Regions from separate parts of the Mus musculus genome. Here all the other regions are linked to region 2. A link is a loop called in an ENCODE intact Hi-C map of the cell type or tissue named here. Cell type or tissue: gastrocnemius. All regions are shown on one strand.

Evidence for each region. A loop is a pair of places that touch in the nucleus more often than their neighbours do. Peaks named below come from ENCODE experiments on the same cell type or tissue, not always from the same donor. Only the 100,000 strongest peaks of a DNase experiment are listed, where the experiment ranks them.
Region 1: a loop joins it to region 2, with 4 times the contacts of the local background. A loop is called at or near these places in 31 of 42 quality-filtered maps.
Region 3: it touches region 2 in a loop (9-fold over the local background); 9 of 42 quality-filtered maps call a loop at or near these places.

Annotation. Positions count from the first base shown.
Region 1 is chr1:92,605,444-92,610,443 of GRCm38, forward strand. It overlaps Olfr1410 (olfactory receptor 1410), which reads left to right and starts at 2,396. Exons shown (of 1, transcript NM_146491.1): 1 at 2,396-3,364. The coding sequence starts at 2,396. The coding sequence ends at 3,364. In gastrocnemius, no CTCF peak of the experiment used is centred here; no DNase peak of the experiment used is centred here.
Region 2 is chr1:92,518,411-92,523,410 of GRCm38, forward strand. Olfr1414 (olfactory receptor 1414) reads right to left here and starts at 105. Exons shown (of 2, transcript NM_147039.2): 1 at 1-105. In gastrocnemius, a CTCF peak has its summit at 3,089 (motif pointing right); DNase peaks (open chromatin) are centred at 2,733, 3,176, 3,563 and 4,292.
Region 3 is chr1:92,645,982-92,650,981 of GRCm38, forward strand. Otos (otospiralin) reads right to left here and starts at 2,860. Exons shown (of 5, transcript NM_153114.2): 1 at 2,770-2,860. In gastrocnemius, a CTCF peak has its summit at 2,969 (motif pointing right); DNase peaks (open chromatin) are centred at 1,981 and 2,971; H3K4me3 peaks cover 238 bases; H3K27ac peaks cover 1,835 bases.

The DNA of each region.
Region 1 (5,000 bases), 87 kb after region 2:
GGAGGAGGAGGAAAGGCGATGGCCAGGAGGCCATGATGTCTTACTCAGATAGTGAATTTAATGAGGATACTGGTAAGATTGCTCTGAATCATCTGGCATCCTGATAGGGCCCTCTCAAGTCCCTGAGGACCACAACCTTCCTGCAAACTCACCAGGAGAGAAAGGCTATGTGGCTTATCTTGTCCAGAGCCATTGTTATACCTCTGGAGGCTATGGTGTTTGAGTCCCATATGCCACAGAAGACAGTGTCTCCTTAATTGGCCACTGGAGATTGCCAGTCTCAACTCTACCACCCGCAATATACTCCCCAAAAGAACCCAAGTATTGATGCCCAAACACTGCCCTGATAACAGGTATGGGAGAGTAAGGAAGGCCAGGAAAGCCACAGCTCATACCTCATAAGACACAGAACCTACTGCATGCAGGATTTGCAAACACAGACTCTCATGAGGAGCAAATCTCCACCTCTTCCCATACTTACCTCATTCTATTGTCCAGAAAGCCATAGCTAACCTCAGAAGGAAAAGGAACCCTGGTGTCTATATTCAGCACAGACCAGCCTCAATAGCATGGGGATCTTGGGAGGAGGCATGATAGCTATCTGACTTTGGGTGAGTCCTGGGTCTCAGCTAGATAAGGTAAGGTCAATGTGTTCAGAATGCCGAACAGAAGAGACACACTGTGGACATCAGGGTTGTGTGCTCAGCAGTAATTGTGAACTTAGCTCGTGAGACAAAGCCTTTCTATTCTGTGGCCAAGTCTCACATTGTTCCAAGTCAGGGCTGATAGTGCTGGGAGGGTGGACCCAGGGTACATCATCTTGACCATCAGTTCCGATTCTGCAGCCAGCTGGGCAGAAGCTCTGAATCCATCAAAGGACAGTGATACTGCTGACTTAGGAGGGGCGAGGCTGAGATGGGTACAGGCTGCCTCCTCACAGTCCCTGTTACCCAGATCTCCCACAGCAGAGCTGTCCACGGCCCCCTTCCTCTTCCACTTATGTCTCTAGGTGGATCACATCCTTGGCAAGCTGGAGAGATGATGCTTGTCCTTGCTCCAACAGGAAGCCTAGCACCAGCTGTGGCATGGACCTATCTACACACAGCACACCGAGCACAAAGTTGACATATGTGGTAAGTACCTAGGTCCACGTCTGTTGCCTCAGGAGTGAGTACAAAGCTTCATGCACACCTTTGGCCATGCAATTATGGAGATTAAGTTATGAAGTATATGTTTGAGGGATTAGATGAGGGCCTCCAGATTCCATGCTCTCACTGTATGCCCAGTATGGTGGACATTGCAACAACTGGACCCATATAGCTCAGGGACTTCCTGGGATCCTAGAATAATGTAGAATATACATTCTATCTCTCTGTAGCCAAGCTCCTAACTCCATCAGCCCCTGGAAAAAATCATCCTGAAAAAAACAGTAACAATCACAGCCAGCTCCATGGGGCAGTTGTATGTATTCCTGATTGTGCACATAATAATAACAACGGAAAGTGTCCATGAGCGGCCAAAAGACACTGGACAGTCACCAGCTTCTTCTCGTTTTCCATGGGAAAGAGTAAGGCCTTATGAAGCTCCCAAAGCTAGTGTTAGAGCAGGTAACAGAGTTGGCAATGACATCATGTTAGAAGCCATCAGCATGTCCCAAACATGTCCAGGCCCTAGTCTTGGTGCAACTGAGAACACAGGGCTGCCCCCTCACCGATATCTCCAACATCTGGACATTGGCAGCAGCAACCACACACATCAAGCAAGCAGAATCTGCACACTGATCGCCACTGCACACCAGCACTGGAGCCACAGCTGCTGAGGTGAAGTTAGAGTAATGTAGGGGACACAGAGGCTAAGCCTCAGTGTGGGAAGAATGGTTTCCTGCTTTGATTCCATCCTACAGGTGAGAGAATCACCCAGGCAATTTGTTGGAGGACAGAGAGTTGTGAATCAGTAAGAAGAGTAACTCAGTTTAGGGGTGGTAATTTTGGGGAGTGCAGTTAGTGGAACTCAGAAGACAGCAACATCAATAAAACTGCTTGGGAACTTCTCATGGAAGTGAGGGGGCCGAGCCCAGAGGCAGGCACAGGGTTACTGAAACCCTGTATTCTGAGAGTCTGTAAGGTCTGCAAGTCCCTTCATATCCTAGAGCACAGCTCATGCTTCTACAGAGGGAGGGCTCAGGAAAAACCTTACTAATTCAGTAAATCTGAAGGAATGTCTGCTTTCAGGTCATATCTGCTCATCTGGGAGGAGATCAGAGCAGCTAGTGAGCTTCTCTGCACAACAGACAGCATGTCACCAGCAGGTTCCTTCAGTGTGCGGAACCTGAGACTGCACCAGTGACTGCTCCCTCTTTCTGCCTCCACCTTCTTCTCTTCAATTGACCCCACTCATGGCCACATCAGTCCACAGGAATGGAAGTCTCACTCCAGTGTCCTTGCAGGGGTTCGTGCTGGTGGGATTTGGGGGAAGTGCAGAGACCCAGGCCCTGCTCTTTGCTGTCTTCCTTGTCCTGTACGTGGTGACCATCCTGGGCAACCTCACCATGATCATGGTCATCACCCTGGATGCCCGCCTGCACTCCCCCATGTACTTCTTCCTCAAGAACCTGTCCTTTGTTGACCTCTGCCTCTCTTCTGTCATTATCCCTAATGCCCTGGCCAACATCTTCTCTTCTTCTAAGACCATCAGCTTTGCAGGATGTGCCACTCAGTTCTTCTTTTTCTCCTTGTTGGCTGCCACCGAGGCTGTGCTCTTAGCTGTGATGGCCTATGACCGCTTCATGGCCATCTGCAGTCCCCTGAGGTACCCTGTGACCATGTGCCCTATGACCTGTGCCCGTCTTGTCCTGGGTACCTTCTGTGTGGCGTGCCTAAACTCCATTGTGCAAACCAGCCTCACGTTCCAGCTGCCCTTCTGCAGCTCCAACTACATTGACTACTTCTTTTGTGACGTGCCCCCATTGCTTCAGCTGGCCTGTGCCAGCACAGCTATCAATGAGCTTGTCATGTTTGGCATTTGTGGCTTCATCATTGTGTGTGCTGTGTTTGTGGTCATCATCTCTTATGGTTACATCACTGTCACCATCCTCAGAATGCGTTCAGGGTCAGGGCGACACAAGGTCTTCTCCACCTGTGGCTCTCACATGACAGCTGTGTCCTTGTTTTATGGAACTGGCTTTGTTATATATGGCCAGCCAGGAGGTGTGGCATCCATGGAGCAAGGCAAGGTGGTCTCCACAATCTACACCCTGGTCATCCCCATGCTCAACCCCCTCATCTACAGTCTGCGGAACAAGGATGTGAAGGACGCCCTGAGGAGGCTGGGACAGAGGCACAGTCTGGTGAAGGAGAGTGGCTAGTGACATCATTGGGAGCCATGCTAGGGTCACAGAAGGGAAGGATCCTTAGGAAACAGAGTATCTACTTTTGATACTATGTCTACCCATCCTGTTCTCTTTGTTCTCTTGTTTCCGATTTTCTGCCTTCCTGTCTTCTTTTTCTCTATCCATCCCTCCATGTATCCATCAACACATCCATCTGTTCACCATCTTCCCTGGCTTTCTTGAATGTATATCATTAGCCAAGCATTTAAAAAATGTGAATGAGGCACATTCTTCAAGGCTCCAAAGAGCAAAGAAGACTGAATCACTTACACTTTCGTTCTGACAGAAGGCATAGTGCACTGCTGGAGGCATGAGGGGCTTAGATGCCATTGGCTCCCAGCACCTTTCTTCAACCACCAGCCAGGGGTTAGAGATGCTGCTACAATAAGATTCCCAGTGCGTGGAATCTTCAACCTTGGCCTGGCAGCTTGTAACTATAGCAAGGACTTACTCATCCCCACAGATGTCTCCGAGTAAGGAGGAAGCCTTGGTGAACGTTACTTTACAATAGCCTGCTTTCCTCTACCCGTGGGGCTTGTCTGTGTCACTTCCCTGTGTGTCTGATCCCAGCCCCCAGTTCCATCCTGTTCCTGCCCAGGAGACTTACAGAGAGGGAACTGATCTCTAAGCATGGCTGAAGGCTGAAGGCATCTGCCATTGGGAAGTAGAGAGTAGACAGAGGAGGTCAAGGTGTAAAATCATCCCATTTGCCCTTTCTGGGCACCCTGCAGGTCTCTGTCAATTTCCTCTCCTGGCCTCCAGACCCCAACCTCATTCCCAGGTTTCAGGTTTAACTAGTCAAAGTCTTCCTTTATTTAAACAGTTCTGGCACATTCTGTTTTGTAAATGGCATGTATCTCAATTTCAGTGATATTATCTCCCCCACCATCCTCTCCCTCTGTGTGTCTGTCTCTGACTGCTGTCTCTGTGTCTCTGTCTGTCTCTCTCTCTCTGTGTCTCTGTCTCTCTGTCTGTCTGTCTCTCTCTGTCTGTCTCTCTGTCTCTCTCTGCCATTTTACGCAGTTTTAGCAGTTAAGAGGGAACAATCCATGTGATGTTATCCGCAGTGTTAGAACTCAATGCTAGAAAAGAACAGTTGGCAGCGTCTTTTGGCTCACCCTTACTCAAGTGCAGACTCTTCTTCACCTTGTAGATGTTAGTAGTGCAAAAAGTGAAGAGTCAGCTTACAGACTTCCCGGGAGAGGATTCCTCCTTAATCAGAGCCAGTTTGGCATGAAGAGGGATGCAAACTCTATGCTGAACAGTATAGAGGAGAAAGATTCAGAAAATTACCAGCACATCCCATCTGTACACAGGCTGCATTAAGATACTAGGAGCACCCCCGACCAAGAGTATCAGGGCTTGGGTTTGATCTTCTGTTGTCATATTTGAGACTTTTCTTCTGCTGCAATCAGAGCACCTCAAGTTCTCACAAAATAGGGGAGGCCAGTCCTAAGAAGTAACCTCAAATCCAGACACCCCTTCCCCCACAGCTGACTGCAGCTGCGCGCGGTCTTGTACCAGGGTGCCAGGCAGTATACTGAGGTTGGGGGTGTTTTACACAGGTCTCAGGCTTTCCCAGTAAGCATTTTACCCACAGAGTAACCCCTAG
Region 2 (5,000 bases):
AGCCTGGCTAATCCCTCAGAGCAGCTGGCCCACTTGAGCCACAGCTGGTTTAAAGGAGGCACTGAGAGAAAAGGGAAGCTTCCTTCCCCATGTGCGAGGACGTGGGACTCCAGGGCCCAATTACCCCACAGTACAGTGTGTCTGCCCCACACCGCCAATTAGCCCTGGTCTCCTGTGCTGGATGGCATGGGCTAGCAAGGAACTCAGGCCTTTTGGTGTCTCTGCTCCTTGTCCCCAGCACCCTGTCCAAGCCTTCAGGCCCTGGGCAGAGCTTCTCTCCATTCCCTCACTCTGGCTACATGGCCCTGTCCTGACTGGAGCCACCTTTGCTCTTCAAGGCAGGGAGGGACATGTCTCTGTGGAGAGTGATGACGAGGTCTAGTCCAGAAGATGAGGTTGAGGTAAGGCCCTACTCAGGCCTGCAGTTTATGACTGTCATCACTCATGAGTGAAAAGGCAAAGTTGAACTTTTGATGTAGACAGAGACATCTTTCTTGTGATGGACCAGAACAAATATCACGGCTTATGTCTAAGACAAACAGACTTGCCAGGTGGGCAGAGTGATAGAAGCCACTGATCCCAGGCAGGAGAGTGAGTCCCAGAGTATAGGTAGGCTCAAGCTACCTATATCTTCAGCAAGGCCATCAGAGAGAACAAGGCTCGGTCCAGTTTCGAAGCGAGCTGATAACCCAACCAACCTTTCCACAAAGTCATAATCGCCCATCAGCCAGTAGGTGTCACAAATCAAACACAACCAAGCAGGCCTTCCAGCTTCTCAGAGAGGCTAAAATAGAACACCAGACAGCTCCGGATGGTGGTGGGTGCAGACTCTCCTACACTGCCAGTGTGAGCAAGACAGTCCAGCTGCTCTGTAAAGGACGTCTAGCAGTTTCTTATTGAGTTGTAAAACTAGACATATATTCATGTACAACTCCAGATACCTCCATCTATATGGCTGTTCCTTTCACAATCTCTCAAAGCTGGAAATAGTCCCATGTCCTACAGTGTGTTATTTGCTGAGCCAGCTGAACCCACAAGTGAGCTGTCTGGACACAGGATGGCGTAGGTGGGTCTTATGTCCCCACATGCTCATTGCCCATTTGGGCATCTTCTTAGGTTCCCAGAAAAAGCCAAAGCACTTTTCATCAGTCCCTGCCAGAGCCTGTGAACTCAGGCGTGGATGGTCCTTTCCCAGTTCCTGGGCAACATAGACCAAACCAAACCTATAAAATAATCATGGCTATAACAAGTCCTTCATCCTTCATACAGTCATAGGTATAGAATCAAGGAGGCCAAGCTCTTGGCATTGCCTGGGAAGAGTGAGAGGTTTGTGTGGCCACCTGGCAGGAAGGTGCTTTTTGCCCATAGTGGAAAGACTTTTGCTGTGTTCATGGCTGCCTGCACTGTTTGCCTCTGTTAGATGGTCTATTACGTTACAAGAGAAATTATTTTTATTAATTAATTTGGTTTAATGACAATCTCACAGTATATATATATATATATATATATATATATTTCTGATTACTCCCTGCCCCCATTCTTTCTTCTCTTTCCCCCAGCCCATCAGCTCACCTCCTCCTCCTCAGATCCCTTCCCCACATGCATGACTTTAAGTTTTATTTTTCTGACCCATCTGGTTTAACACAGACCATCTGTGTAAGCGCTGGATTACACCTATTCAATGGAACTGGGTGGGGTCACCAGTGTGTTAACAGCTGAAGCCACTGACTCTCTCTCTCTGAATCCATAAGGAGCGAATAGTTCACCAGTGATGGGCAGAGCCCCCTGGGCCCCTCCTCTGCCCACTGCTGTCTGTTGACAAACCCATTATCATGCAGATCCAGCACAGGTATCCACACCTCCCTGAGTTCATGATTCAGAGGGCTCAGTCTTGCCCAGAACGGCTCATCACTCACTGTCCTTGTCCTTATCTTCCAGCTTTTGCATTCTTTCTGTCCTTTCTTCAACAATGCTCCCTGAGTTGTGGAGGGGGCGCTTTCAATGTCTTCTTCAGGGTTGGCTGCTCATCCGTCATTTATCCTCAGTGCCTTGGGCAGCGGTGAGTCTGCATTTACCACTGTTTGATGGAAAGTAGCATCTGTCAGACTTCCAGCGATGCCGACAAACCGTGTCTTAGCCCATTGCTGCAACAAGCCACCTGGAGCTGCGTAATGTATAAGGAAAAGAGATTGCTTAGGGGAATATCACAGCAGTCGGAGAAGTTATAAAGATCAAGGGCCCCATCCGTGTCAGGAGAGGGCAAGTGTATCCCTCAGCAAAAGTGCACGTGAGGTTAAGAGCAGGCACGTGGGAAGAGTGTGCAAGTGTGTGGGGAGCCAGGCTCAGCTTTCTGACACTCTCAAACCAACCAACTAACCAACCAAGACAGTCCTAGAGGAAGAACTTAGGCCCACCTGAAACAGCCTGTTGGAAGGACTCCACCCCATGCTCTCAGTACCGCCCACACAGCCCCCATCTCCCACTCCACCTGAGGCATGAGGCCTCAACATGATGGGGGGAAACCATATTCACCCTCAGCAGGACCTTACTCCCACATGGGCATCCTCCTTCACCAGACCAGATTCCCACTGGCCACACAGCTTGGTTCTTGGCCACTGCTGGAGTCAGTGGGAAGACCACACGGGGCTCTTGCTTATCACCCCCTCGACTACCCCTGCCCCCAACCACTGCTCATCAGTCTCTAGAAACTTCCTTCTTCCATCTGCAGTCTCATCAGCTGGTTGCTGGAAGAACCTCCTGAGAGCTGCTTCCTGGACACTGCCCATGTGGGGACAGGATTGTCAGTCCCTCTGGTACTCGGCCACGGAAGAAAAACACAGGTCCACTATCCTGGTAGCCATTCCTGTTCATTCCAGAACTCTCTGGGAATTCATCTTAGAGGTTTACCCAGCCTTTATTGGAATTTCAAATTTTCAGATTATTTTATGCCGACCAGAACTAGAGGCAGTGTCTAGGTCGGTAGCACTCTGGATATCCTGACAAGAGGCCCTGTCATTACAGCACACTTTTTTTTTTTTTTTTTTTTTTTAAATCCCAAATTCCAGCGTCTACCACTGGGTGGCGGCCGCGGACTTCAGCTGGGAGCTGTTTTCAAAGCAGGGGCTGGAGATATTCCCAGAATTCTTGTGCTCATCACCACAGGATTCCCAAGACACTGAGGGACCACTGCATTTCCTTTGGCAAGTCAGCAGTAGCCCGCTTCTGTTCATACCCCACACGTGGCCTTCCCTCGGGGGTTCTCTTGGGCAGGTGAGGTCCATATGCCCAGGGATGGGAGCTGCTCCTCCACGGGGCTCTTCCAGGTGGACAGCCAGCCACAGTAGCAGCATCAAGAGCGTCAAGGGGGATGTTCACTATGTGAGTATGTAGGTTAGCATCCTTTCTCCCAGCCCCAGCTTGATCTCCACTCTCTGCTAGTACCGCAACAGTAATTTAGTGTTTTATCGCAAGCAAAGCTTGTGCAAGGTCTATATCCTCCCCAACCAAATAACAGAATCTGGTGAGATCAGACAACCCATGGCAGTAGGTTGGCATCCTCTCGTCATGGAGGAAGATTGCAATAAAGAAAATAGATTTCAGGCCGCCCCTCGGCACGTGGCCCTGCCTCTACACGTTGCTGCTCTTTGACTACTCTGGGTGTCCAGCTCATCCGTCTTTACCCAGGCTATTTGTGCTACAGAGCGATAATCGGTTCATAAGCACCCCAGCTTCTAATGTGTTAATTAAAAGTCATTGTTCCCGTTTTCCCAATCAGCTGTCCTTTGCTGTCTCAAATGAATGATCTGTGCAGGCTGGGGCAGTTCTATAAGCTCCCACAAATGCATCTAGTTAATATCCATTAAAGTGAACTGACCCACAAGCCAGGCCAGGCAAGCTGCCCCTGGTCAGACCTGACCGCCTCCCCCACAATGCACTGAGTGTGTCGGTGTCACACAAAACTACAGCACTTCACTTTCATCTAAACCACATGTTTACCCTGACCGCTCTTCCTTCATTTCTATTTTCAGGGCTTTGGTGTTCTCAGTAACAAGCTGCAGTTGTTATTAATGGCTGCTGCCTTATTGACACCATCACAAGAGGTTTAATTTTTATCTTCCCTGTCTCGGGCCATAGCTCAGTTTTATTTCACAGTGCGTCTGTGCTCACTGACGTCATTCGATTCACCCGTTGGATGGCTGACTCCTGGGTGGCCCCCACATGGATGTCACGTCATTTGAGAGTAAACACTGATGCTCCGATCCTTTTGGTTCTCTCTCGGTGTCTTCGTTTCCCTTGGCTTATTAAGCACGATGACCTTTGGCACGCTGTCAAGTACAATGGGGTGGGGTTAGCATGTACCATTAAGAGACTCTCAGCCCGAGCATGGCAAACACGGCTCTGGCAGGCCTTGCCCTTCTCCCCCATTCCCTCTGCCTTGCTAAAAACTATTAGTTTTTACATTACCGAAGCTATATTCCTGAAGCTGGTCACCGAGGTCTAGTTCCTTATTTGGCCACTTGCTCCTCTTGAGGCTGACTCTCTGGGTAGAGCTATCTGAGTATTGAAGTCCAGAAATCAAAAGCCCCCTTTTAGCTCACCTAATTAACACGCTCAATTAAAATTAAACACCTCATCCTAACACAGGGGTTTCCTCCATTTTCTTTATTAACCGTCTCTCTCTACCCAGAGGAAGTCCTTGGTCTCTATGGGGAAAATATCCCCTTTTTCCTTGCTCCCCTTCACCCTCTCCCTTGTTCCCTTCCCCTTCTCCCTCATCCTCTATCTCCTGTCTTTATCTCTTGTTCCCTGCCTTTTGTCCTTTTGGCAAATAGAGTTCTTTGTGCTAAGAACTTGGTCTTGGGGTGTCTTGTGCTGATCCTGGTCCTCTTATGCATGGCCTTCTTCTCGACCTGAGGGAAACCTCCCCTTTTTATAATCACGTGGTTTGGAAGATCACCTTTTCTGGTTTGAGGAAAAATTCCCCCCTTCATCTCTGCTCA
Region 3 (5,000 bases), 130 kb after region 2:
GAAATTCCCCTGCTGTGCTACAGGACCCTGTGATCCCGTGGCCTCTGTAAGCCTGCAGACACTCCTTCACCCAGGACACTACACTGGTAGAGCAGCCATAGAGAGGAAGTGTGAGCCAAGCTGGACCCCTCCCTCAGATCAGAGCTTTCCTCCAAGTCTCTAATAGAGAAGGCCAGAGGATAAGTAGCAGTAAACACCAGGGCCTTAAGCTCAGACCTCTGTGGTTATCCCTTGATAGAACCTGTGCCCACCTGTCAGAGGAAGTGTAGCCCCATGGACCCGCCCCTGGGTCTCAACACCCTGTTGGTGCAGAGCCTAAGTCCAGGTTGATGATCTCCATTGTGCCCTGTGAGGTCCCAGCACCCTGCTGGATACAGGCCCGAGGTCCAGGGTAAGAGTCTCCATTGTTTCTCAATCCCCCCAGAACTCTCAAAGATTCTGGTACCCTGTTCTGAAGTTGTGTGGCCCAGGGTCCCTTCAAGTCCCCTTCCTTCTCCAGGTAACAGCCTAAATCTAACCAGAGACCCAGAGCTGGCGTATGATCCAGTAGCATTGAGGTGCAGCCATGGAGGAGAAAGCCTCTGGCTTTCATTTCCAACCCCCTGGCCCCTGTGCTACAAGAGGTGTGGTGCTTTAGGGCAGCTGTGCCAGGGTCCTTGAACCACCTCCAGTTATAGGATTCATGAGGACATACGACCCTGGTTTACAGCACAGCCGTGCTCACAGCCCTGATTTATAGCACAGACCAAGAGGATCTGGCGAAGAGAAAGGCTCTAGTCAGAGCACAAAGGAGCAGACACCCTGAGCCTGCGCATCTGGCCATAGAGGGCTGCCAGGGTGAGGCAATCAACTGTCCACCTGATGAGCCCCTATCTGAAGGCTACCATGGAAAGACACCTGTGGAAGAAGCACGGCATGAAAGAAACCATGCAGACTGGTTTGAGACTGCTTACCTAATATAAGAATTTGCCAACCAGCAGCCGTGAGCCCGGGAGAGGAAACTATGGGTATTCATTTGCTTTCTCCTCCCTTTGTGGGTGTGTACTTTCCTTCATTTATTATTTTATGTAAGAAAGCTTTAAATAAAAACAGCCCCACCATCAGCAACTCTCTGTTACTTACCCTGGCTTATAGTGGTCAGTTGATCTCCCAGGTCCTGATCTCCCAGGTCCTCCAAACCTCCTGGGACACACGTTCTTTCCTGCACCACATCTCCACCCCTACACACTTCCTCTCTGCCTGGATCCTTCAGACACCTTATCTCATTGGCCTGGACAGAGACACCCCCTGCCCCCGCCCACCCAGAACACATCTCCTTTGCACCTCACCCATCTGTCTCCCTGTTCTCCTGCAGACCACTCTGCCTTCAAGAGGGACCATTAAAATGGCTGAACAGGTAGAAGTGCTTGCTGCTAAACCGAGTTCGATCCCCACATCTCACATGCTGGAAGGAGAGAACGAACTCCCACAAGTTGTTCTCTGACCTACACATACACACCTGGAACACACTGCAAACACATACACAATAAGTAAATGTCATTTTTTTTAATGGTAAATGCCTTCCCCAGGGCCCTTGCATTCCTACATTTGATGGGAATCCCAAAACACTGGATTCCATCCTTTAATAATTGCTAGGATTCCTTCTAAAATTCAATGCTTGAGGGCAGGGAAGAGTTCGAATTCTCAAAAGCTCCCAAAGGTCGGGCCCAGGAACAATACCATATAGGATGGGCAAACTTGAAACCTGCCCAGTGACTGCTCAGAAGCCTGCATGATATCCAGTGCATAATATCCCGCCCCACACAGAAACTCGGAGGGAACCTCCAAGGTCTTAACAGTCTGTCTGCTTGGATTCAAGAGATGCTTAGATGTATAAGGCCACTCTGCTGGACAGAGGCCCCTTGTTATCTCCCGTGGCAGTCAGCTTGAAAAGGACCCTGTGGTAACGAACGCCAGGATTGGGAATGAGTCAGAGGTATCTGGCGCCCCCTGCTGTCCATCCATGGACACCACATCTGACTAATAATTACTCCTTGAGCCTCGCAGATGCCCCTGCCTGTACTCTGAAATGCTAGCGCAACCCAAATTCATTCTCCTAGAAGGCAGAGCCCAGAGTAGCTTACCATCATCCATTGAGCTGTCCCAACATGGACACAGGCAGGTGCTCATAATTTAAAGTCTCAAGGCCACAGTTCATCGTGCCAGTGTGTTTTCCTGCATTCTTCTCTGCCACGGAATGGTCCGCCTGTGTTTTGCACTGTTCATACATCCCCGAGCCCCGCAAAGCCTCGGAAGTGGCTTATAACTGATCCTAGAGTCACTTCCTGTTTCCTGGACCGTGGCCAGCATAAGTACTGGGGTGTAGGGGGTGATGGCTCACAGTCTGCCTTCTCCTCACATCTCCCAGACTGACATCTGCCCTAAGTCCTCCGTCCCAGATGGCAGCATTGCCCTCCCGCTTGTGCCTGCAGAGTACCCGGGTGTCCCAGGGACTGAGCAGTACCTCACTGACAGGGCTGGAGTCTTCTGGCTGGATTCAAACCCAAGGAGAGTGGCGTCATGTGACCACACAGAGCTGGGATTCAGAGGTTCTAGAAGTCATGCTGCCCCTTGTCCCTCTAAACATGCCCTGGTAGACACATTTCCTTTGGGAAGTGCCATCCCTGCTCCTACAAAGGAGGGGGGCGCAGACTTCTAATGTCACCCATGTTTGTCCTCAAACACACACATCCCTATCGGACTTTTAAAGAGCTTAACTAAACATGTTACCTTGGACATGAAAAGGGAGAATTCTGGGAGCGTGTTGAGCTGACTTGGCAAAGCCTGTCAAGGTGGAAGTCCCTCCACGCCACCACAGCTGATGCGGGTGTGGCAGCTTTAACAGGAAATCTAGAAGGGCCTGGGGTGAGACAGCCGGTCCCAGGCTGCTTGGAGAACAGGCTCAGAGCTTGGAGTGGAATGTTTCTGAGATGGCCTCCAGGGGGCGCCATGCTCACAGGCTCCTGTGCAGCTGGCCCACAGGACAGGGTTTGTGTTCTGGAATAATCAAAGTCTCCTTCCATGTCATAAGACTGACCGCATACGGATCTGAAGCTGAAATGTGAAAGCATGTGATCACCTTCTTTTAAAATACCTCGTTCTTTTCCTGAACTGACCATAGACTCTCTGAAAAGGTCCCAGGTCAACCCCGGCGAGTACCCCTTCAGAAACCACGAAGAATTGACCTGGATTGGGATGAGATGGGGTTGGGGGGTCCTAGGGACTCCAGTGTGGCTGAAAGAAATACAGGACGCATGGTTACATTTGAATTTCAAGCGACCAGCTTTTCTAGCGGAAGTTTCATGTCTCAAACATCTCCAGGGATCTGTCCCCCAACCCACCCACCCCCAAATATTCACTTTAGGTGAAACACTCATCTTCCCAACACCATATGCACACACAGGTGTGTACACACTTACAATGTGCACAGACAAGCAGGTGTCTATTGCTGTCATCCCATAGAGTATGGGAAGAGGCGGGCTGCTTTGGAGGCTGAGCCTGGGATCAGAAGGCAGGAGCAAGATAGGTGTGGCGCTACCTGAGGCCACCATCTGGAATCAATACTGCACCCCCAATACGCACAGAGAGCATCTGGGTTCCTGGGGGCTAATGGATCCAGAAACCAGCCCAGGCAGAACTGAAAGATCTTGCTGAGGCCAAGGATCCAGGGATTGCTATAGGCCCTGCCCTGACTGCAGGAAGCTCCACTGGTGGCTTCTCGGTGACATAAAGGGTTAACTGAACCACTGAGCCAGGCATCTCACTGGGAAGTTGCCTGGTTCACCACAGCTGCCTCCCTGAGAGGTGGAGTACATACCCTTCCCAGCAAGGAATATTTAGCTTGTGGTCATTTGCGACCCCCAACAGAAGGATGGGTCTCACATGGCCCATGGTTTTTTGTTTGTTTGTTTGTTTGTTTTTTCTCACAGGATTCTTTGTCATCTGCATTTCTCTGCATCATGGGAAAAGATTCCCAGGAACCCAGGAAGGGCTGGTGTTGACCCTGGGCTGTGAAGGATGTCATCTGAGCTTTTCCCACAAGGGCTTCACCACGTCGGACATGCTGACACAAGCCGAAGGATCTGCCTTGGACTCCAGTCAGGGGACAGGATACCAGAGACACAGGTCAGCAGCAACAGGAGTGACATCAATCCAGTGCCATACAGGCCCATTTACTTAGAAGAAGCCCTTGGGCAGACGTGACTCTCTCACCTCAGACCACTGCAGAGTTCTGATCTCTGCTCGCCGTAACACAGCCTTTCCCCCAGTTCCTTTGAACTGAAAGTGACTTGTCTGTCATGTTTCTAATACCACAGGGAGGGTTAAATGTTATGTCTCTAGGACTTGATATCGTAGGCTACAGAGCTCCCAGAACCAGCCAGGCCCTGTGGCATGGGCTAGAGGGGTGCAGGGAAGGACCCGCTAGCTCAGTTTCCAGCCTAGGAGGAACGTAAATGGGTTATCCTGTTTCTGGGAGAATGTTTTTCTGTCAGCAGAGGTGGTGTGGATGATGGGTTATCACCCAGTTCGAGTGCCCCGAACACCAGTTTCTGGACTGCAATTCATTGCCTTTCTCGCATGCATGCCTGGCTGGTTTTGTGTCAACTTGATATAAGCTAGGGTCATCAGAGAGAAAGGAGCCTCAGTTGAGGAAATGCCTCTAAGACATCCAGCTGTAGAGCATTTTCTTAATTAGTGACTGATAGAGGAAGGCCAGCCCATTGTGGGTGGGGTCATTCCTGGGCTGGTGGTCCTAGGTTCTATGAGAATGCAGGTTGAGCAAGCTAGTAAGCAGCATCCCTTCATGGCCTCTCAATCAGCTCCTGCCCCCAGGTTCCTGCCCTGCTCCAGTTCCTGTCCTGACTTCTCTCAGTGAAGGACTACAACCTGGAAGTGTAAACCAAATGAACTCTTTCCTCCCCAACTTGCTTGTGGTCATAGTTTTGTTGCAGCAATAGAAA